Linked DNA regions of Mus musculus: region 1 is linked to region 2. The links are chromatin loops, found by intact Hi-C in ENCODE. Cell type or tissue: gastrocnemius. All regions are shown on one strand. Each heading gives the region's core, and the rest is flanking DNA. Links, peaks and the distances in the headings are about the cores only. Region 1 has its middle 60 kb from the start of Btla. Region 2 overlaps Gm609 (predicted gene 609).

The links. Peaks named below come from ENCODE experiments on the same cell type or tissue, not always from the same donor. Only the 100,000 strongest peaks of a DNase experiment are listed, where the experiment ranks them.
Region 1: it touches region 2 in a loop (4-fold over the local background); 7 of 42 quality-filtered maps call a loop at or near these places.

Annotation. Positions count from the first base shown.
Region 1 is chr16:45,277,990-45,290,111 of GRCm38, forward strand. No RefSeq gene overlaps it. Among named protein-coding and RNA genes, the nearest start is that of Btla, 60 kb to the left of the region's middle. In gastrocnemius, for the core only: a CTCF peak has its summit at 5,190 (motif pointing right); no DNase peak of the experiment used is centred there; H3K27ac peaks cover 404 bases.
Region 2 is chr16:45,408,922-45,421,043 of GRCm38, forward strand. Gm609 (predicted gene 609) reads right to left here. Exons shown (of 5, transcript NM_001005854.2): 4 at 10,911-11,022; 5 at 7,834-9,088. The coding sequence ends at 8,965. It overlaps Cd200 (CD200 antigen), which reads right to left and starts at 132. Exons shown (of 6, transcript NM_010818.3): 1 at 1-132. It also overlaps the pseudogene Gm5406. In gastrocnemius, for the core only: a CTCF peak has its summit at 4,791 (motif pointing left); no DNase peak of the experiment used is centred there.

The DNA.
Region 1 (12,122 bases), core at 1,678-9,677, 130 kb before region 2:
AATATATTAAGTTTAGCAGTCTTTCTTTCATCAACTTGGGTACCTCTAAGTTTGCTGCATAGATCTTAACAATTGTCTTCTTGGTGGAGTTTTCTTCAATGAGTATGTAGTGTGAGCATGTTCTCTCTCTTCAGATTAGGTTTTGTTTGATGTGGAGTTCATCAGATATTAAAATTGCTATGCCTGCCCCTTCTTTGTTTTATTGCTTGGAATATCTTCTTTCATCTGCTTACCTTGAGGAGATGTTTATCCTTCGTGTTAAAGTCTGTTTCTTGGATGCAGCAAAATATAGATCCTGTTTTTTAATTCAATCTGTTATGTTGCTCTTATTAAATTGGGGAATTGAGGCCTGAATATTGGGAGTTACCTATGAAGAAAGATTATTGATTGTTGTTAAGAGGATCACCCTACCTCCTCTGATTTTCTGGTCTGGGATTATTTGTTTGTATTTTCTTACATATGGTTAGCCTCTTTAGATTGAAATTATCCTTCTAGTGCCTTCTGTAGAGCTTGGTTGGTAGAGAGATGCTGCCTCTACCTAAATTTGATCTTATCGTGGAATATTTTCCTTTCCCTATTTAGTGTAATTGATATTTTTGTGGAGTGTAGTAATCTGGGCTAATATTGGTGGTCTCTTCAGATTCTGTGAACCATTCTTCCAGGATGTTCAGGCTTTTAGATTCTCTACTGAGAACTCAGGTGTTAGTCTAGTAGGTCTGGTTTTATACATTACTTGATCTTTCCCCCTTAAAACTTTTATTAGTTTTTCTTTTTTTCTGTATATTTAGAGTTTTGATAATTTTGTGTCCAGGGGAATTATTTCTTCTGATCTTGTCTACTTGGTGTCTTTTATGCTTCTTCTACCTTTATTGGTATTTCCTTCTTTAGATTGAGAAAATTTTCTTCTATGATTTTGTTGAAAATATTTTCTGTGTCTTTGACCTGGGTTTTTCTTCTCCTTCCTCTATTCCTATTATTAGTAAATTTGCTCAGTTCATACTGTCCCAGGTTTTCTGGTGTTTTATGCCTAGATTTTTAAAAAAATTTAATATTTTCTTTGATTGAGGAATCCATTTTCTTTTATTTTGTCTTCAAAACCTGATATTCTCTCTCTCATCTCTGATAGCCCTGTGGTGAGGCTTATCCCTGAGGTATTTGTTTGACTTTCCTAAATTTTTCATTTCCAGTTTTCTCTTAGTTTTGATGCTCTTTAATGGTGCTATTTCCACTTCACTATTTTTATTATTTTGTTCCACTGTTTGCATTTTCACAAACTTCATTTAGAAATTTATTTATAACCTCTTTAAGATCCTTGAATGTATTTACAATTGCTATTTTGAAGTCCTTGTCTTAAGTTTTAGTTATATTAGATTTCTCAGGATCTACTCTAGGTTACTGGGTTCTGCATGAGGCTTAGCATCCTAGTTGTTAATCATTGTATTTTTGCATTCATGTCTAGACATCTGTGGTTAAGATAATTAAAGTGATTTTAGGTGTTGATAGCTAGTCTTGGTTTTCCTGGGTGAATATTCTTTGGTTTCTTTTACCCTGTCTGGATTTCAGAAATGTGTGATTTCTATGGGTGGCCTGGTTAGGAATGCTTCTGCAGGTCTGTGGGTGGCACAGAGGAACAGAGGTGGCCTAGGAGAAAAGGCTGAGAGAGGTTTCAGGAAATCCTGTTCACATCCAGTGGTATGGTCTCAGGGAGTTGGGCGTGTAGTGGGAACAGAGGATCCTGCAAGTCGGTTATAGTAAAGCAGTGAATTGTTCAGAAAGACAGGGATGAAAGGGCCAGGGTTTCCTGGGTCTGAACCAAGAGTGGAAGACTTCAGTGGATGGAATTGAGGTAGGAGGCGGGCTTTGTGCTGAGGGTGAGGATGTGGATCCTAAAGGAGGAGGACAAACAGGATAGTTCGATTCACTTACCCGAGACTTTTCCTGCTGTAGCCACTTGTAGCAATCATTTTGAGGTATGGTGGATGACACAAAGAGATGGAAAGAAAGAGGAAAGCTTGGCCAGTTACAAGTTTTGGTGGAGTCCCAAGAGAATGGAAGGACAGAGAGAGGGAAGGAGGGAGAGAGGGTGGGAGGGAAGTAAGGCAGAGAGAACCCTACAAGCAGTCTACTACAGGACTGGGACTGCACTCATTATTACAGACTTTCTCTTTAGTATCACTTCTGCCATAGTTCACATGCTTTCTTATGCTGTATTTCCCTTCTTTATTTAATTCAAAATAAACTTTTAAATTCCCCTTGCCCATTCTCCAATGATTCACTTTCCTTTCCTTTTCTTTTCTTTTCTTTTCTTTTCTTTTCTTTTCTTTTCTTTTCTTTTCTTTTCTTTTTCTCTCTTTCTCTCTCTTTTTTTCGAGACAGAGTTTTTTGTTGTTGTTGTTGTTGTTTGTTTGTTTGTTTGTTTGTATAGCCCTGGATGTCCTGGAACTCACTCTGTAGACCAGGCTGGCCTCGAACTCAGAAATCCTCCTGCCTCTGGCTCCCAAGTGCTGGGATTAAAGGCATGTGCCACCACGCCTGGCTCCACTTTTCATTCAGAAATATGCTGTTCAATCTTTATATACTCATATAATTTGTATATTTATATTTATTATATAATTATATAAATAACATTTATATAATTTCTCTCACTGTTACCTTCTAGGTTATTCCAGAAAAGACAGATGTGTCTGATAATTCTTGAATTTGTTGCTGTTTTCATGTCCTGATATATGTCTTGTTCTACATAAAAGTTATATAAGTGAAAATTCATAGAAAAGCAGAAATAAAATTTGAAATGGTTATACTTCAGGTCAAGAGGGGAAACAAAACCAGAACTATAAAAGGACCTCTAAAATTTCCTTCAATACCATGAATGGAAGACTGGCAAAACAAACAAACAATTCAAAACCAAGATTTATGCCAATATAAAGCAACATACTTTATAGAATTTAACTATAGATATAATAACATGAAAACCTATGGTCATTAACTTTTTAATAACATTCAATCCTGCTAACATAAACTCTCCACTAAATGTAGACTACCTTTATAATGCTGCACATAATGGTGGTTCAGGTCTGTAATCCTAGATCTTTGGTAGGATTATAAATTCAAGGCTAACTTCAGCAACTCAACAAGACTCTCATAGAATAAAATAAATAAAATGAAATGAATAAAAAATAAAATGGTGTGATGTGAGGTTCAATCCCCAATACTGTAAACAAATAATCAAATACAAACACAAAAGTGGAAATTCTTATCAATAGCCAACTTTTGTCCTGGCATTAATGCCATTACATATTGTTGTATTTTGTATACTCATCCACGTTAGACTCTTGAGTGTTTTGGATTCTTGGGTGTTTTATACTTGGAATCATGCACATATTGCAGAAAAGTAAGGCAAAAGAATATTTTGCTAATTATACCATTCGAAAGAGCATTCTGGTGACATTTACACAAGGCAAAATATCTTTCCAAGGAGTTATCCTCCTGAAAAATGTTCCTGAGAGTTCTTTACATTGGTACTTTGAGCTGCAGAATTCTCAGCACATTTCTAAACACACTCCTCCACTAAGAGACATGACCAGACTAAGGTGATTTCTGAAATCTCTACAATGACTTCAGTCTCCTATAATGCCTGCTTTAAGAAATGTCATTGCCACCAGGGGTATTTCCTGCTTGTTCTGGCTAAAATGTCGTAGCACTAAGCATGTGAGTGAGCCCCTGAGCTTCTTTAAGGAAGTTTATCTTTAGAAAGTCGCAGTTGCAAATTCTTTATCTGCTCATTGGCATCTGAATTTCACCCCCTAAAACTCTTTGTACAATGGCCGATGAAGTGAGTGTTGGTTTCTCTCACTTTCACGAGTGGGAGCTCAGGACTTGGGCTCCCTAAGCTGGGCTTGTATACACAGAATGTGGAGGATGCAAAATCTTGGCTACAGTTAAATGTTTCTGAGTTCTCAAGATGAATTCAAAATTAATTGCATAATAAATCCAAGGTGTTTCTGGCTGCGCTAACTCAGGATGCACTTTAGAAGTTCATTTGAATCTTGCCTCTGAACACACAACATAAACAGTGCACTGTGCGTGCATGTGTCCAGCTGATCATGCCAAGGAGAGCTAATTACAGACTACTGTATGTTATAAATTACAATGTTTTCTATTGTAATTTACATATAAAGTCTTTCACTCTCATAGAAATGTCATGACTTAATGACAGTATTTTCATTTGGCTATCTAAATATATATATGTATATATGTGTATATGTGATATATGTATATTTGTATATATGTATACATAAATACATATCCAAAAATCATTGCTTGAATTACTGACTTGAGTTTCACCAAAAAAAAATCAATAAATAAAATTTAGCTTAGGACTAGAGCAGAATTTGCAATAACTTTTAAAGTGACCCTAAACATCCTTCATATCTTTTACCATGTAACATCCTTCATATCTTTTACCATGTATTCATGGGAAGTAGTGCTATCAACATGACTGATGATTCATAGACTTGAGGAATGTTGAAGATGCTCCATGTCCTGCAGTATTAAATGTGCAGCCACGTTTTAATTATTTGTGTAAAAACAAACAAGCATGTTCCTTTCACTACGATGCAAGCTTACTTTTGTTTTTAATGAATGGTAAAACTGTATGCACGCAAGGAATTGTTTTAAAATCATTTTCTTTATGAATTATTACCAGTGAATACTTGGTTTGTATGTCTATTTTATATATCTGTGCATCTGGAGTTACATAAAATTTTCTCAGACCAAAAAAAAAATGTCAAATGGAAAGGCTTAAGAAGCTTTGCACTGGCTCCTGTGTGGTGACATTTGAAGATAAGCCTGCTGAGGAAATATTGTAAGTCACATAAGTTCATTAGAGAAGGATCTTGGTTGGTAGGAAATCTGGATTTCTCAGTTCTCACACTCTGGGGAAGTCCATGTGAGCACAGGATGAGAAGACTGCTATTGGAAAGCCAGGAAGACAGCTTGAACCAGACTCTAAATCAGTAGACCCCCAATCTTGGAATTCTAGTTGGCAGAAGTATGGAAGATGTCTATGGTTATACCACCTTGTATGTACCAGATCTCATTTAACTGAGAAATGAAATTCCACTGTTTTGTTTAGCTCACTCTTTGTTTGACACTTTAGTCTAATAGCCCTAGCCAAGCAATAGACACAAGAGGGCAGCAACTCCCCTTTTCTCTTTCCAGCCCCCAAAGAGGGTAAGGGCCAAACTTCAGCTTTAAGACCACCTTACTCTGGCTCCACCACTGCTCACAGATGTAAAGAATTGAGGAAGTTTGCCCTCTAGGGTAAGTACCAGTGAACCAGATGGCCTTGTCATGTGGAACAAAATTTCCCTAACATGCCGAGATCCCTTTAGTGTTAAGTTAGCATTGTAACATTCACCAGCCTTTTTTTTCAGGGAGAAGCAGAGTTCTATTACATGTGCTCTTCTTCCCTATTGAGATAGTTGTTGAATAAAGTTCTATCCTCATCATTCTGACATCTGTGATTTTCTTTTAACAGCACCAACTTTATGGAATGAACTGCTTTGGGGTCTCAAGAGTAGAGTTAGTTGAGTTCAATCAACTTTCTTTTTCTCTTTCTCACATGTGTGTGTGTGTGTGTGTGTGTGTGTGTGTGTGTGTGTGTGTGTGTGTGTGTGTGTGTGTGTGTGTAAGAGAGAGATAGACAGAGAAAGAGACAGACAAGGACAGAGATTGGAACTTGACTAGTAGAGGTTCAAGTAAGAAAAATAAATGACCAAAGTAATAAACACAAACTGAGGGTGCTTACAGTCAGTTAATCATTTGAATTGCTTAGTGAAGTAGAAGATTCTCTTTAATTTATTCAATTTATTTTAAAGAAACCCTAAACTCCTAAAACAATGAAATCCACTCATATTTAAAACTCCTGGGGTGGAAAAACACTGAATTATCTTCCAAGCATCTTACTATCTATCCAAATTAGTAATGTGTGATAACCTGGGGATATCATGCAACTCATTTAGGTGTGGTGTGATGTTCAATGAGTTGGTAATAGCTCAGTCATTATTACATTTCATTGATATTACCTTGAGTGGAAATATGACTAAAAGTCAGTACAGGGAGACAAACATACAAAATTAGATTGTCCCATGAATTCAAGGGAAGATGAGGTTGATGTGTAAAATACATTAAAGCAAATGGTACTATTTACAAATAGGAATGAAATGAAGTAAGTGAAGAAATTAATAGTGAACAATGGCACAGCTTTAGAACCAGAGAAAATATACTGTGAAATACAAGAAAGGAAAGGACCAGCAAGCCTGGCAGATTTGAGAGGGATTGGTACAACATGGTGGCTAATTTTATGAATCAGGTTGAATTGGCCACAGTAACCAAATACATAGTCAAACATCATTCTAGGTTGTCAACAAAGGCATTCTCAAGTGGAATTAACATATATTATTATTCTCTGTATGTGGGTAGGTTTCATCTAGTTTGTTGGAAACCTAAATAGAATGGGGACTCCTTTTATCTTCTTGCACTCTCTATAATTATTTTTGAAATATTTTGATGCTTCCCTTACTAATAATTTCCATCTTTTTATTGTTGTACAGTATTCTGTTGCACGGATGGACCTCAATCTGCTAACCAGGTCAACAATTGCTAGAAATTTAGATGGTTTTCATGTTGGAGCTATTATCAATAAAGGTACTATAAGCATTTGTATACAAATAAAAATAAAACAAAGTAGGATGGAATTTCTCCTGAAGACAGAATTCTGCCAACAACTAGGCTTTAGTCTTTAAAAAAAAAACAACAAAAAAAACAACAACAACAAAAAACTTGGCCTTCCCTGAGTTTGAAGCCTGACAGTCTACTTACAGGGCCTGCAATCATCCCTGGTCACATATTTCATATCTATTTTTTTATATTAATATATACTTCCCTCTCTCTTTTCTCCCTCTCATCACCCCTCTCTAGCTCCCACTTCCACTACAAAATTGCTTCTCTAGAAATTTCCCAACACAGGCAAATTCCCCAAAACTGGCAAAATTGTTTCATCCCCTTAATAAATTTCTCTTTCTCTGGCAATGAGAAACATGGCTTATTGTTATAAAGAAACCAATCAAGGCCCAGGAGTATAATTTGGTTGAGTGCTTGCCCAGCACCCACAAAGCCCCTAGCCTGATCCTCAACCTTGCATAATCCAGTTACAGTGGCTCCTGGCGATGAGGCCAGTGCTTGGATGGCAGAGATTGAAGAAGCAAAGATTCAAAGTCATTCTTGATTATGCTGGGGGTTTGAGATTAACCTTAGCTGCATGAGACTACCTTTACATTTAAAAAAAAAAAAAAAAAGAAAACAGAAACACTTGACACTGTCACTTAATTTTCTAAAACTAAAAAAAGCAGCATTCTTGATTTTCCCCCTTCAGGTTCTGATAAACTATAATGAAGCATCAATAACTCTAAAATCTTTCTATCATAATTACAGGATTAATTACATACACTTCCCAATCTTTCAGTCCAAGGAGAAATTAAATATTATTGGGCTTTTGCAAGGAATTAATTTTTTCTCAAGCCTGGAAATTCTTACGGACATCTGATTTTCTAATTTACCATTTCCCATTTGCATTTGGGCATTAAGCACAGTTATAATTAAACCTTGCTCCAATAAGCCTGAGGAAAGGAGTGGGGTGAGCCAAACAAGCTTGGGATTTGAAACCCCTTGCAGACATTATGATGAATACTTCCTGGGGAAGAGACAGGCACTCTTTGAGAAACCTAAAAATATCTCATGATGCTTTTCCGACAGTAAAGATGATTTCCATGCACAGCAGTGGATCCATAGACAATTTCTTCACTGTTCCATTTTTTTTTCTTTGTACACTGAAGAATATTGCCCTTCTGGGGAAAAAAGGCCTAGGCTTTCGCTAAGGCCAAAGAGCAAGAAAGCATGAGAGACATGGCAGTGAGCTTGTACAAGAGTATTATGGACATGTGATGGAACTTTGTCTTACATAGCAAATGTATACATTGTAGATCAGCATCTCTTCATATAGAGAGAAGTATTAGATTTAGCTGTTACATCCTATAATATCTCTGACTTGAACTGGCAATTCAAAAGGAATGGCTTGCCACATATAAGTGTATACAACTATAACCCCAGAACTCAGAAAGCTGAGGCAGTAGGGTACCAAATTCAAGGTCAGCCTGGGCTAAATAGGAAGTCCCTGTTTCAAAAGAGCCACAGCTTAAAACATTGAAAAAAAAAAAGAATGGCTAGAAAATGTTCCAAGTATTTAAGTTCATCGCAATAGCTTTTCTGCCACAGAAATTTTAAAATTTCTTTGTGACTGGCAAGCTCCCCCTACTTGTGCACTTGCCTGAGGGGACATGAAGCACAGGCAGACTATCCACTATCCTGATATTGTACCTCTGTTATTTTAGCAAAACATTTTTAAACTGTTTTCAGCTTTCAGGTCAACACATTTTTAGTCAGAGTCCATTTATGCATGTGAGCTATGAGTAAGCATGAGATTGAAATGATATGATTCTGATGCTGTGTTGTGGTGAAAGAGGAGGGCGGGGAAGGGGAAAAAGCATGGTTCTCACAAAACTAGACAGAGGGAGTTCAGGCTGATTTGGATATACTTTGTTTTATACTCAGTGTCACCCATTCTCTCCGGCTTTGCTGGAGATCCTGAGACTATGGAAATGGTGTTCCATTTGATTGCCTGGGATCTAACTGTTTATATGGGGGCAGTAACTTTCTATCCAAGGTTCACCCCAAACAAAGACATGGTCTTTGTTTCAAATGGGGCTAACTCTGGTGCACCCATCACTCAGCAGAGAAAGCCTGAGAGTTCTAGACTCAGATAGGAGGTAGTTGGGGATGGGTTCTCACAGAGTCCAAAGAAATTATGTTTCTGGCAGAGAAGTATAGGAGGTGAAAAGTGGTCCCCATGTAGCCAGGAAAGACCCGGATCCCTGTCTGGGGACTCAACTTCTGTGTTCTGAACCATCCATCTGGACATTTTGGTCTCCCTCTCGTTCTCTCTCCTTCTGCTTTCTTCCCGTGCCTCTCTCCCCTTTCCCATGGCAACTTCTCTGGCTTCCTTCCATGGGGCGAGTAAACTCACCAAAGAACAGCTTCACAATATACTTGTAATTAATATAATCTAATCCAGTTTGAATTGACTCATTTAACTGGTGGGAAATAATTTACCAACTCAGTTGATCCCAGTTGCCTGCCCACCCATTTCCCAGGAGATTCGTTTTCAGAATGATGACAGTCATGTCTCATAGAGATTACTGACTCCTCCACCGTAGCTTAGAGAAAACAACTAGGGTGTGAAAACCCAACACTTCACCCCAGGGAGGAAAGACCTTTATGGTGTAATGCATGTGCTATTGTACCCCATACTTGTTGATCAAGTTATTCCGTGCCTGAGACCATGCCCTGTTTATTATTTCTCCCTCTCTCCGATTTTCTCCTCATATCAAAGACACTTGCTTTGAAGAGCATTCCCTCCCTGATGAACCCTGTGTGAATGAATCCCTTGCAGACCATTAACCATGTTTGTAGCTCAGATCCAAGTAAATGAATAAGTAGAGAAAACTACTTTCCTGTTACATATGGGAGATATGGACAGCATGCTTAGAGGACTGAGAACAAAGCTGGGAGTGCCCGAGAGCAGGGCACAAGTTGCCCATTGGCCGTGACAATGAAAAGATTATTATATCGTCTTTCACTTTAACATGAGACTATAAACAGTGTGATAACATGCATGCCGCAAGCCAAGTACACTTGCCTTTTGCCAGTTTCAGTTGGCCATACCTTTGCAACTGTCTTACCCAACCTTTTAACGTAAACATTAAACAACTCAGAATTCTGAGGAGACATCAAGCAATGGATACTATGATAATGAAAAGAACTAAAGTAGAATTTTTGGTTAGTTACAATTTTCTAACCGGTTTCCTAGCTCTAGTACATAAACAGACGGTTTTGCAATGCTCATAAGGGCCTGTAGAGGATTAGATTTTGGTTCCTCTCAATGCTCAGTGGGTAAAGATTATGCAAGAAGGGCAAGTGGTTTGAGAGTACCAATTAAGCTTTCTTCAAAAAAAAAATACTAGTCAATATTAGAATATACAAAGAACTCCAAAAATGAACATCAAGAAAATAAACGACCCAATTAAAAATGGAGTATAGAGCTAAAAGATGACACTTGTGAAATGTTCAACCTCCCTAGACATCAGGGAAATGCAAATCAAAATAATTTGAGATTTCATCTTATCCCTGTGAGAATGGCCAAGACAGAGTAACAAATGACAGCACATGGTGATAGGGAAGGGGGAATACTTATTCATTCCTGGTGGGAGTGAAAACTGGTGCATCCACTATGGAAATCAGCTCAACCCTCAGAGAAGCTTTGCTGTCTGCAATAGATGGTAATTAAAATGCTTAGCCACAACTAGATAGATCTAACATTCATCCTGACCTCAGGGCTCAAGGATCTATGTGCAGAAGTGGGAAGACTCTACGAGCAGGAAGTGGTGGATGACTAAAATAAAGGGTTTTCCAGACAAAGTAAGACTAACACATCTGGGAACTCTCTGAGACTATGACAGCATGCACAAGACTTATACAAGTTTATAGCCAACAAAAATCCCAACATGGAGAAGGGGAAGTGAGCACAAAGTCCTGCCCCTAACCAAGAAAGTATTTGCAAATTATAGCTGACTACAGAGGAAAACTCAGTTTTCTTCAGTGGCTACATCCAGGGTAAGCCATACACACAGAAGTAGTTGACCAGCACAAAATGGAGTCCATGGTTTGTTGTTGGTAATCAGTGTATGGTTTTTCATTTTTGTTGTTGTTTGTTGTTGTTGTTGTTTTTAAGAGAGTGAAAGTGCATGAAGTTTGGTAGACAAGGAATAAAAATAATATGATCAAAATATATTGCATGAAAATCTTCTCAATATATTTATTTTAGTGGCATTTCCATTTAAAAATTTTAATACATTTTAAACAAAAACATAATTATGTCACTTCTCTTCTTCCCTTTACTCTCTCTAGTCTCTCTCAAGTCCCCTATTTCCAATTAATTCCAGGTATACCCCTCTCAAATTGATAGCAACTTCTTCCCTAATTATTATTTGTGTGTGTGTGTGTGTGTGTGTGTGTGTGTGTGTGTGTGGTTTCAGGGTTGACTACTTCTTTTGGACAAACTGTTAGGAGGCTTGTCCCCAGGAGAGGTTGATTTGTTGTCTCTCAGCAGTCACCAGTTATAGTTCCTTGTTCAGTGGTGTGACACTATAAGATTGTCCCCTTCTGCACTAGCGTATCTATTGAAAGATTGTCCCCTTCTGCACTAGTGTATCTATTGATATTGCCATTGTTCATAGCTTGTTTATCCTACCATTTCTGTAATGACTATTGTACCGAAGACTTCCAGATATTCTAGCTTTTATAATCTTTCAGCTCCCACTTCTGTGATGTTCCCTGAGCCATAGATGCAGGACCTGTAATGTAGATATAGCCATTGGGGCTGGAGGCCCCCACTATTTATTGATCTCTCCATGGTGTCCAGTTGTGGTTTCCTGTATAATGATCAGTATGGTAAGATAATCATAAAGGCAGTAAGAGGTACTCAGAAGTTGGCTGAACCAACAGCTGTCTAATTAGACTTAAGGCCCACTCACCAGGAGTGAAACCCTGCCTGGTATTATTTGCTTTCTTTCCTTGCAGAAAATCCCACATAGAATCTTCCTGGGGATTTTCTTGTGGGTAAAATTTGCATCTATTGACCCCAAAAATTCAACTATGGAGACAAGGGTGTATATTAACAAAAAAAGGTAATGATAGGGAAAACAAATGATTCTGAGAGATGGAAAGGATACTTAGAATTGGGTCACAGTTTTAGAAAAAAAGTGTAATCACATTGTTTCCATAAGAGTGTTCTGAGGCTAGGGAACAACTCTATCATCATTCTATCTCAGAACTGTTATTGGCTGGACAGGAAGAAATAAAGGCACAGATCCATTTACTGATCATAGAACTTTGCAAGAAGTCTCACTACAGAATTTCTGTTAGCACAAGGCCCAGAGTGACTAGCG
Region 2 (12,122 bases), core at 1,132-9,131:
GATGGAGGATATCTCCGCAACACCTGTGAGCAGGGACACTACTATTCGCCGTAGAGAGAGCCCCCTCCACTGCACAGGCAGACTCTACAGCTCCTCTAGTGTGGAGGAAGAGACGACCAACCAACCACGCCCTCTACAACCTCATCCCTAGCCCCTGCCCCCGCCCCCGCCAGGTTCTCGCCTTTTAGAGTAATATAGCAAAAATGTGAAAGAATCACTCTATATTTTTTTCATTTTAGATTTATTTATCTTATTTTACATGTGTATGCATGTTTCGTCTGCATTCCCATCACTGGCCTCTCTCCCGTGCCAAATGGCAGTATAGGGTGACGTAGTCCATACAGAAAAATCAGAGTGGGAACTAACTTGAGTGGACAGTAATTTGAGTCAGAAACCTGGTGCATCCTGTGGTTCTGTACAGCAAAAGATAAACACGGAGAACAGAACAATAGTGTGTGTGTGTGTGTGTGTGTGTGTGTGTGTGTGTGTAGGGGGAAGGTAAGGAGCTTCATACAGACACCCTGGGGGAAAAAAAAAAGGAAAACTTTATTTTACGATTTGTTATATTAAAGGCCAGTGCGAGTGTGTGTGTGTGTGTGTGTGTGTGTGTGTGTGTGTGTGTGGTTACCAGGTACCTCATCTAGAGCTTTAGAGGTCCTAAGGGCTCAGAGTTACCTGTGAACACACTTCCTGAAAACCCAAAAGCACTTTCTTTCTGCTAATCAGATTGTCCTGCAGTATTCCTTAAAACAGATGAGAACCAAGGGACAGATCAAATGAGTCACAGGAAGCCCTGGAACTGAGGTTTTTCCTTGATGAAAGCTTTACAGAAACGATTGACTATATTGGTGACATTTCTGTTTCTGTACTAGAGTAGAAACCTGTGGAAAAAGATTTGTTGGGCTTATAGCTACAGGAGGAGAGTCTCTAAGTGACCAGGAGGCATGGTACCAGGCTGCCAGAGAGATCACATCTTCAATCACAAGTATAAAGCAGAGAGAGAGAGAGAGAGAGAGAGAGAGAGAGAGAGAGAGAGAGAGAGAGAGAGAGAGAGAGATCGAGAAAGAGAGAGAGAGGAGAGAGAGACTTGGGACCTACAACTGAAGGTCACCCTCTAAAACCTGACAGTGGGACCCATTGCTGAGGTCAACTTTCATTCAGCTCACTGAACATAGAGAGGCTAGAGCTGAGGTTTGGACTCTAGACTCTAGTCTCTCTGGTGTGAGAAGGTATTCTACAGACCATGAAAAGACAAACCTGGACACTAAACCTGCCTCTAAATCCTCTACCCACAATATGTCCTGCCTATGAGATTTTAGTAGAAAATGTGAGGGAGTGACCAACCAATGTTTAGTTTAACTTGAGGCCCACCCTATAAGAGAGAGCTTGTACCTATATTGCCTGGATGGTCAAGAACCAGATAATGGAAAGCCCAGAGTCCTAGGGTAGAACCAAACACAGCTGGGGAAAGAAAGAAGGAAAGAGAGAGAAAGACAGAAAGAAAAAGAGAAAGAAAGAAAGAAAGAAAGAGAGAGAGGGAGAGAGAGAAAGAGGGAGAGAGAGAAAGAAAGAAAGAAAAAGAAAGAAAGAAAGAAAGAAAGAGAGAGAGAGAAAGGGGGAGAGAGAAGAAGAAGAAGAAAAAATGGAAGGAAGAAAAGAATGATTCTTAATGACATTCTGCTATACTAATAGATTGGGGCCTTGACCAGCTGTCATCAGAGAGGCAGCAACAGATAAAATCTGGTTCAGAGACCCACAGACAGACATGTGGAGAGAGTCTAAACCAAAGGTCTTCCTCAAGTCCCTTCCCTCTGACTGCATCCTATTCCTTCTCAGTACTCTCTGCTGCCCAGATAGCACACATACTCTACCTTAGCCTCTCGAGTACTGGGAATACAGATGTGAGCAACCATGGGAGGTTATTTTTTATGTTGGTGCCAACAATACTCTTTTCTTATAGATGGCATTTCATAAGTATGCATGAGGACGTGTGTTTGTGTGTGCAAGTCATTCTATTGGGGTACCTTTGAATATCTTTCTCCTTGAAGCTTTCTCTATTCTTGTTATTTTATTGGTATGTAAATGACACTTTACTAGGCATTGTTTTGCCTTAAATCTTCTTAAGTTTGAGCAGTAGATTTCAAGAGCTGAGTTATACAATAAGAGAATGAAAAATGGCATGGGAACCACGGGATCCTTAGGTTATGTATTATATCCAGACTAACAAAAATTTTTAAAATAAATATTCTAATAAATGGAAAAATTAATCCACATGTAGGCTACAAGATGTATGAAAGCACAAATAACTACTAAATCTATTATTGTGTAAAATTTGCATATATCAACTATTAAATAATTCACACAGACCTATATGGAAAGGAATCTTGATTAGAAAGTAAGATTATGGGGTGGGGATGGGATAGGAGGTTTTCAAAGGGGAAAGCAGGAAAGGGGATAATATTTGAAATATAAATAAAGAAAATATCTAATAATAAATAAATAAATGTTGTGGAAAAAAGAAAGTAAGATTATGAGAGGTAGAGAAAATTATGCTAAGCTGTATGTTTGACAATGTTTAAAGATGACATTAAAAATGAGCATATGGGTAGGAGCGGCGCTTGAGGCCTGGAAGCGTTCCGTGGCCTGCCGGGTCAGCACCATGAGCTCCATTGGCACTGGGTATGACTTGTCAGCCTCTATGTTCTCTCCTGATGGAAGAGTTTTCCAAATTGAATATGCCATGAAGGCTATGGAAAACAGTAGTACAGCTATTGGGATCAGATGTAAAGACGATGTTGTGTTTGGAGTAGAAAAAGTAGTCCTTTCTAAACTTTATGAAGAAGGCTCCAGTAAACGTCTTTTTAATGTTGATCGACATGTTGCAATGGCAGTTGCAGGATGGCTGGCAGATGCTCGTTCACTAGCAGACATAGCAAGAGAAGAAGCATCCAACTTTAGGTCCAACTTTGGCTATAACATTCCTCTAAAACGTCTTGCACACAGAGTGGCCATGTATGTACACGCCTATACACTCTACAGCGCTGTTAGACCTTTTGGCTGCAGTTTCTTGTTGGGGTCTTACAGTGCGAATGATGGTGCACAGCTCTATATGATCGACCCATCAGGTGTTTCATATGGTTGCTGGGGCTGTGCGATTGGCGAAGCCAGGCAGGCTGCAAAGACAGAGATAGAAAAGCTTCAGATGAAGGAAATGACTTGCCGTGATGTAGTTAAAGAAGTTGCAAAAAATAATTTACATAGTACACGATGGAGTTAAGGATAAAGCTTTTGAACTGGAGCTCAGCTGGGTTGGTGAATTAACTAAAGGAAGACATGAAATTGTTCCCAAAGACATAAGCGAGGAAGCAGAAAAATGTGCCAAGGAACCTTTGAAGGAAGAAGATGAATCAGATGGTGACAATATGTAATATTTTCTTCACCATCCACTGGTTTACATCTCTGTAACAGTTGCATATGGCTAGCACCATGGATTATATATACCCACTGACCGATTTTCATTAAATTTTGTCTTATAAACATAAAAAAAAAATGAGCATATGAGGGTTAGAGAGATGGCTCAGTGTTTAAGTGCACTCACTGCTTTGCCAGAGGTCTTTAGTTCAATTCTCAGCAACCACATGGTGGCTCACAACCATCTGTAATGGGATCTGATGCCCTCTTCTGGTGTGTCTGAAGACAGACAGCTACAGTGTACTCATATACATAAAATAGAGAAGTAAATCTAAAAAAAAATTTAAAAATGAGCATATGCATTGTCTTCAATAAATAAGAAAAGAAAGTTGGAATAAATTTTATAAGCACATGTTTATATGTATGAGTCTCAAGGTAGCAAAAAATAATTTAATGAAAGCAGGACAGAAATGTGAAAATGAAATATGAATACTAGGAATAAAATGGAAATACATGCTGTTGTATTAGTCAGGGTTCTCTAGAGGAACACAACAGAGAGAATGAGTGTGTATCAGTAGACAGACAGGGGTTTTCAGAGAGTAAGTAGCATTACAGGCTGTGGTGCAGCTCATTCAACAGTGACTGTCTACCAAAGGAAGGCCCAAGAACCCAGTAGTTGTCCACTCCACAAAGCTGGATGCCTCGACTGGTCTTTAATGTATGTTGGAATCCTGTCTCTACCTCTCCATCACACACTGGAAATACAAGCATACACCAGCATGCCTGTTATTTTCATTTGGGCTCTGGGGATAGAACTCAAGTCCTCATGCTTGCAAGATAAGTGATTTACTTAGAATCTCATTTCCCCAGGCATCATTCACCCTTTCATGGTAAAAATTTATAAACTCGGAGTAATAAGACATTTCTCATTCTCAATAATATCCTTAAATAGCCAGCATTAAATAAATGACATCTTAAATATTATGTTTAAATTCAGAAATCCTGTATTACTTGTGAGAGATGAGGCTGTGCATGGAGAACTATCAGAATCTATCAAGACTTTGAATCTTGTCTCATTTCAGGTCTCTCTGCTGTGATGAAACACCATGACAAAAAGTTAGGAAGAAAGCGTTTCTTTGGATTATACTTCCACATGACTATCGACAAAGAGAGTCAGAACCTGGAGGAAGGAACTGATGCAGAAGCCATAGATGAGTACTTCTTACTGGCTTGCTCTTCATGGTTTGTTCCATGAACCCAGGATCATCTGCCACAAAGGCCTGAGCCCATCCACATCAATCACTAATTAAGTTCAATTCACAGGAAACCACATGGTGTCTCACATCTATTTCTAATGGGATCTGATGCCCTCTTCTGGTTAGTTGACACAAAACTAGCAAGCACAACTAACCCCTTGTCAACTTAACCCACATCTATATCACTAAATTACTCCACAGTCCTTTCTTTCTTATTCATCCAAGATCTCACATTAAATACCCAAATAGCTTTAAAAGTCTCATAGTCTTTACAAATTCAAACATGTTAATATTCACTCTCCTTAAGAAAATCCGAAGTCTCTTTAAACTGAAGTATCTTTTAAATGCAATCTCTCAATTGCATGTTCCTGTAAAAAACAAACAAACAAACAAACAAACAAAACAAAACAAAAAACAAAAAACAAAAAAAACAATGAAGTTCTTTCTTATTTCAAGAGAGAAGTCCTTGGGCCCAGTCACAATCTGAACCAAACAAAACGGAATGCCAACAGAATAAATAACTCAATGCCTGAGATCTATAGTTTACTCATGGTATCCTGAAGCCTTGGGTCACTTCTCTGGCTCTGCTCTCTTCAGCACACACAGCTCCCCTGCTGGCTCCTCTCCTCTGCTGTTGCTGTTCTTGGTAGTCATTACATGTTTCTTACATCTCCAAAATTCCAGGGTCTTCTGCTGCAGTTGGGCTGCACTTTTACCAATAGCTTCTCCTAGGTTCTCTTCGTGGTGACAAAACAAGCATCCACTTCTCCGCATGCCCCTTTCAATTCTGCACCTTTGAAGTCCTCTCCTGACCTTTTACATGACAAGCCTCAACTGTTCTCCATGATTTCTTCATGCGTTCAAAACCAGTACCACCTGGGTGACTCACTCTTACATTATCATATTCAGTTGGCACCACCAGCTATAACCTTGGCCACCACTGAAACACAACTTCTCACGTAGAACCCTCCCCAAAAGATAATAAATAATGCAGATTTCTCTTAATCACCACTTAATTTCTCAGTTTCAGCAAACCAGCATCAATCACCCCAGCAAATCAAAGGTTTCACTTTAGTAGTTCTGATATCATGTTAATCACAGATTGTTTAGCCTCAGCTAACCAAACCCACAGAATCTTAATTTTTATTTTATTTTATTCAATCACTTTACCTTCTGATATTGGCTCACCTTTCTTCCCAGTCTCCCCGCCCCCTCCTTTGCAGCTCTTCTCCCATCTCTTCTGCACTTCTCCTCTGAGAAGGGAAACCCTTCTCAAACCTCAGCACATCAGTCACTGTAGGACTAGGGGCATCCTCTCTCATTGAGGCCAGACAAGACTGACCAGTTAGAGGAATGAGAGTCACAGACAGGCAACATATTCAGGGGCGGCCTTCACTGCAATTGTGTGCCCTCAACATTCGTATCTTCCCAAGTCTACAGAAAAACTCATCAAGCATTAGATGAACAACACTCAATGGCTTTTCTTGCACAAAGTTCCAAAGTCCTCCCACAATCCTCCCCCAGACAACATGATCATGCTTAACACAGAAATAACCCTGGCATTAACTTGTCTTAGTTAGGGTTTCTGTTTCTTCAACAGAACACTATGGCAAAAAGCAAGTTGGGGAAGAAAGCATTTATTTGGCTTATACTTGGGTTACTGTTCATCATCAAAGGAAGTCAGGACAGAAACTCAACAGGAAAAGAACATGGAGACAGGAACTGATACAGATAACATGGAGGGGGGCTTGCTATCTTGCTCAACCTGCTTTCTTATAGAACCCAAGAACACCAGCCTAGGGATGGCACCACCCACAAGGGTTTGGGCCCTCCTACATCAATCACTAACAAAGAAAATAACCTATAGGCTTGCCTACAACCCAATCTTATTGAGGCATTTTCTCAATTGAGGCTCCCTCTCTCTCCAGTGACTGTAGCTTGTGTTAACTCGACAAAAAACTAGCCAACTCAACTCTATAAAGATTGAGAATCATTCCAAACACAAGCATATCACAATATCCAGGAATTTTCCTCACCACTGACAGCTACCAAGATTTCACTCTAAACAAGGTATCATTCATGACAGCAAACAAATGAAAGAAACTAGGTCGTTAGCTCAGGGAAACTTACATAACTCAGATACAGAAAAAACACTCAGCATTCTAAAGAGGAGAGACTAGAAGAAATGGATAACAAAGATTAGGTGAGAGAAATTATATTGAAATGGCTATCAGCCTTCCCAAAGGTTTTCACAGTGAAAAAGAAGTCACAAAACATTAGACAAAGAAACCAAAGAAGACACACACACTGAAAAGATATCCTATACTCAAAGACTGGGGAAATTCAATTCATAAAAAATATCTGCACTACTCAAAGTGATCAAAAGAGTTCATGTGATTTTAGTGCAGTTCTACACAGAACTAGCAAAAGAACCCTGGAGACCTCCTGACTTCAAAATATACCATGAAGCTACATGGAAACAAAACAGAGACACATAGACCAACAGGACAGAATAGAGACTCTGTGATAAACCCACCTATCTACAGAGAACTAATTTTCAATAAAGACACTAAGAATACGCACACACACACACACACACACACACACACACACACACACACACACACACACAAGTACTGGTAAAACACAGTGTTGTCGAAGAATAGTGTTGTGGATTGGATAACCCACATGCAAGAGTGTGAAACTAGAGCTGTCTCTCACAGAAATTGCAAAAATCAAATCCAACTAGAGGGAAGGTTCAAATACTGTATTTGTAAACCTATATAATATATTGCATTATATAGTTTTCAAGTATATATTAAATATAAATATCAAATTCTATAAATATAGAATTATGAGTATTAAATATAAATATCAAATATAAATATAAAACTCTATAAATATAGAATTATAAAACCACTAGAACAAATCTTGGGAAAAATATTCAGGAAAGTGGAATCAATAAGGACAATTCAGACAAGATCCCAAAAGCTCAGACAACAAAATCAAAACAGAAAATGAATTACATGATACTAAAACATTTCTGGTCAACATGGAAAACAGTTGCCAATAACATGAAAGACCATCTTATGAAAAGAAGAAAATATTTGAAAAGTCCACATCTGCCAAGACTTTGATATTTAAAGACATATTAGGAACTTAAGAATTCAATAAAAATTACTTGATTTATTGGCAATAAACTTAAATAGACATATCTGAAGGAAGGCATACAAAATGGCATTTAATGGGACATGAAAAATGCTTAATATCATTAGTCATCATGGAAATGCAAATCAAGCCACCAGAAGGTAGCAGCTTACCACACAGGAGTATTTATTATTTAAGGCACCAAAGAAAACTGATGTATGCACATGGAGAAGGGAATCCTCACATAGTGTAGGTGAAATATAAATTAATATGCCATTACTGAAAACACCATGAAGGATTCTCGAAAAGTTAAAAATCAAACTGCTATATAATCAGGCTATTCCATTATTGGATATATATTGAAAAGGAAAAGAAATCAATATGTTGAAAATGTTGAGAAGATATCTGGACTTCCACAGTTTTTTTGTAACACTATTCACAACAGATGAAGACTAAAGCAACTACCTGTCTAGAACTAATGAGCAGAGTAAGAAAACATAATACACACAGCGGTGTAAATATTATTTGGCCATAAATGGAAATTCTGTCATTTGCAACAATGTGGATGGAACTCGGGGTTCATCCATACAAAGCCCCCCCCAAAAAAAATCCAGTTACTTAAAGACAAGTGATAAGTGATTTGATCAAGATAAGGAATACACAATTCACGTCACAGAGTTGAGAGTAGAATGGTATTGTTTAGAGACTGGGTTAGTAGAGGGTAGGAGAGATGAGGAAAAAGTGGTCAAAACTAAGTTTATAGTTAGAAGTGAGACTTTCTTGAGCTACTGCACAGGAGGGTAATTATAGATAATGACTGTGTGCTGCATATTTTTAAAACCTTACAGGAAAGATTTGAAAAGTTTTAGGCACAAAGAAATGATAAATGTCTGAGTAAACAGATACCTTTAACTTGCTATCAAAATATACATGATACTCCATAAATATCTATAATTATTATGTATCAGTTAAATCTAATTTTAACTTCAAAATGTAAAGACATTAACATAAATAAAACCTCACTTGAAACAAATTCTTGTCTCCACTTATTTCTAACATGATAATTGCTGCTAGTGAATACATTTTCAAAAATTTGAAACATTCTTAAATTTAAAAATATAGTGACAGAATAAAAATCACATACAATCAATTATGTCTCAGACTGGCAGTGATGTCTCATTAAGTTCTCAGTCTCTGTTGATGGTGGTGTGGGTACCAGTGTTGATAGTGGGTTAGGCATCTGTGTTGATGATGGCTCGGGCATGTTATTTGACCTACAAAAACATAACACTGATATACAAATAAACCGAATACGGACCAAACATTCCCCACCCCCTCCATGGCAGCACATTGCAAAAGCAGGCTATTAATTAAAATTTGAGAGATTTATCCTAGAAAATCCCCTTGAGAGTTTGATCACATTAGTAGAACTTGATTATTATTTTTACGTTAAGTTGTGAAAAAAAATTTATGATCTGCCTCAGTGGTGATCATATCTTCTATATTACAAAACTTACCATCCGTTCCAGAAAGCCCAGGTTTATACATGTGGATACTTAATTAACACAGTTCCTGGGGTATAAAGTAGACATTTAAAAGTGGCACGGTTCCAAACAGAATTCTGAATTCTTCCTGCAAAGCTTGCTATTTCTTTATTCTTTTGCATGGTTGTACAGGTTTTCTTTAGTGCTAACCTTACCTTTATGTTTTAACGCTTACCTTGAGTAAGATAAATCCTGCCTCTTAGTCTTTCTCCACAGCTATCAGTCAGAAGATTCCATCCTGAATATAGCTTTAATACCTCCTCCTCTTTTCTACCTCTTGATTCTAGACATGACATCCTGACTAGTACAGCAGACTCTCCAAAATGCTCCGTCATTCTTGTCTTATAAGGCACATCTTCCCCATCCCATGAGAGAGCCTTCTAGATCATAGATAAGATTCTCAGGCTTCTTTGGTTTATGCATTTCCTTGGATTAAGATGTTGTGGAACGCTAGGTGGTGGCAGCGCACGCTTTTAATCCCAGCACTTGAGAAGCAGAGGCAGGCAGATTTCTGAGTTCGAGGCCAGAGTGAGTTCTCGAAAAACCAAAAAAAAAAAAAAAATGTTGTGGAACAAATACACCAAAGGTTTTTAAATTTAAAGAATATACAATGACAGCAAAATAAGACACATGCTACCAATTATGTCTATAGTTTTTACTGCCACTGCCTAGTGTCTTATTTCCATTTATCTTCCCATCATGCATAGCAGTCCACCAGGGAGCTGAATAAATGGTGTGTATTTTATTATATTAATCCTATAAAGTAAGATTGCCATTTCACCTTATGGCTCAGTTGGATCTGTTTCAGGCTTCCTGGCTCTACATCTCTCTCCCACCAATTTCTTTGGACCTTGTGCTTTCTTCTGTGAAAATTTATTCTCAATAAAGAATCTTAAGCTTGTGATAGAAAGATGGCTCATCATTTAAGGCAAGTTGTTGCTTGATCAGAGGACCCTGGTTCAGCTCCCAGCACCCTTATGGAGGTTTCACAACTGCCTGCAACTTGAGTTTTAACAACCTCTTCAGTGCCCCACAGGCACCAAACACACATTTAGCATACAGAAACACACGGGTAAAACACACACACATAACATAAAAATAAACATTTTTGTTTTAAAAATAGTACATTCAATTCAGTATTATATAAAATGCTTGCCAGCAGTCAAGTTTTGAATCATTGAATGTCAGGAACCATCCAGCAAATGGAGATAAGTTTCCCTTCACTATTCTGGATGGATTTTTTCCAGAACCCCTGGAATTTAAAAACTATTTTTTAAATAATTCTTTAAAGATTTATTTATTTATTATATGTAAATACACTGTAGCTGTCTTCAGACACCCCAGAAGAGGGCATCAGATCTCATTACAGATGGCCGTGAGCCACCATGTGGCTGCTGGAATTTGAACTTAGAACCTTCAGAAGAGCAGTCAGTGCTCTTAACCACTGAGCCATCTCTCCAGCTCTAAAAAAATATTTCTATCTAGCTCTATTGTACCTAGTTTCTCTGTCATATCAGCTTGCTATATATATATATATGTATATATATCTTACCTTTTCTTTTGGAAATAAATGTAGAGAACAGCACTGATGATGCATGAAACCAAAAACAAAATGATGAATGCAATCGCAGTTATCATCCAGTTTAAACAAGGATTCGTGGTACCTGAAAAACACGAACCAGAACACATTAATTCTCTGGCTACACTGTGCTGCTATCTTGGGGTCTTGACTTTGTAAAGCTTTCTTGTCTTGCTACAGCTTGATTGACATCCAAATTTACTCTATAACAGGCTTTGTTATTACCATGGAATAAAAAGTAAGATCCTGGATGGCAGTTGCTACTTCTCTTTATAATTAGGAGTGTGCATCTTTCTCAGTGAGGCAGTATGGCGTTACTTTTGGCTGCACCAATGTGGTTTTATCTAGTTATTACTATTCTTTTTCAACAAGATACTACATAGCCATTTTAGATAGGTGGAGATTGAACGTGAAGAATTTTACACAGAAATATGAACTCTTTTCTGAAGGTAATTCCAACAAAGCAGAAAAACTACATATGGCATTTCACCAGAATGAGAAATTCACATCCCTAATATTTAACATAAAAATAAGCAAGGCATAAGCTTCTTTTGCATTAATAAATACCCTATTATTGACACCTGCATTTTAATAAATAATTAAAATTTACCATAATAAGGGAGCCAATAAATTTATAGACGATACCTGTGGTATTTAACTCATATAGTCAAGTCATTTGAGTTGGAAACATTGACCAGAAAAAGGAGTTGGTCAACTTCAGTTTCAAGAAACAGAACACAAATACTTATCTCTAAATTTTCGAGGCTCCTTGAAAATAGCATTAAAATAAAAACTGTTAAATGAGCAACAGCAAGAATACTGACATGGCCTTCTGTGACAATAACTTGTGAGGAAACAGACTTAGAAAACATGTAACATGAACCGAAGAATGAGCGTCAAAGGTGACAAATGACAATAATGAATGAAGCAGAAAACGACTGAAGACTTTGTAGATATTATTTTCAGACACTCTTGAAAAGAAATAACCTCATTAAAACAAGTAATTAAGAGAAGTCTTTAAAGGAACAAGCAATTTTAGGACAGAGACTGCTAAGCCTGGGTGGAGCAGGGGCTCAGTGCTTCCCACCACTCACTGCTGAGGTATTTCCTACTGATACATCCAAGGAAAGTGGGTAGCCTTGCCTGCAGTTGTGTGTCCATCCCCTGGTGACACCCAGTCTCCAG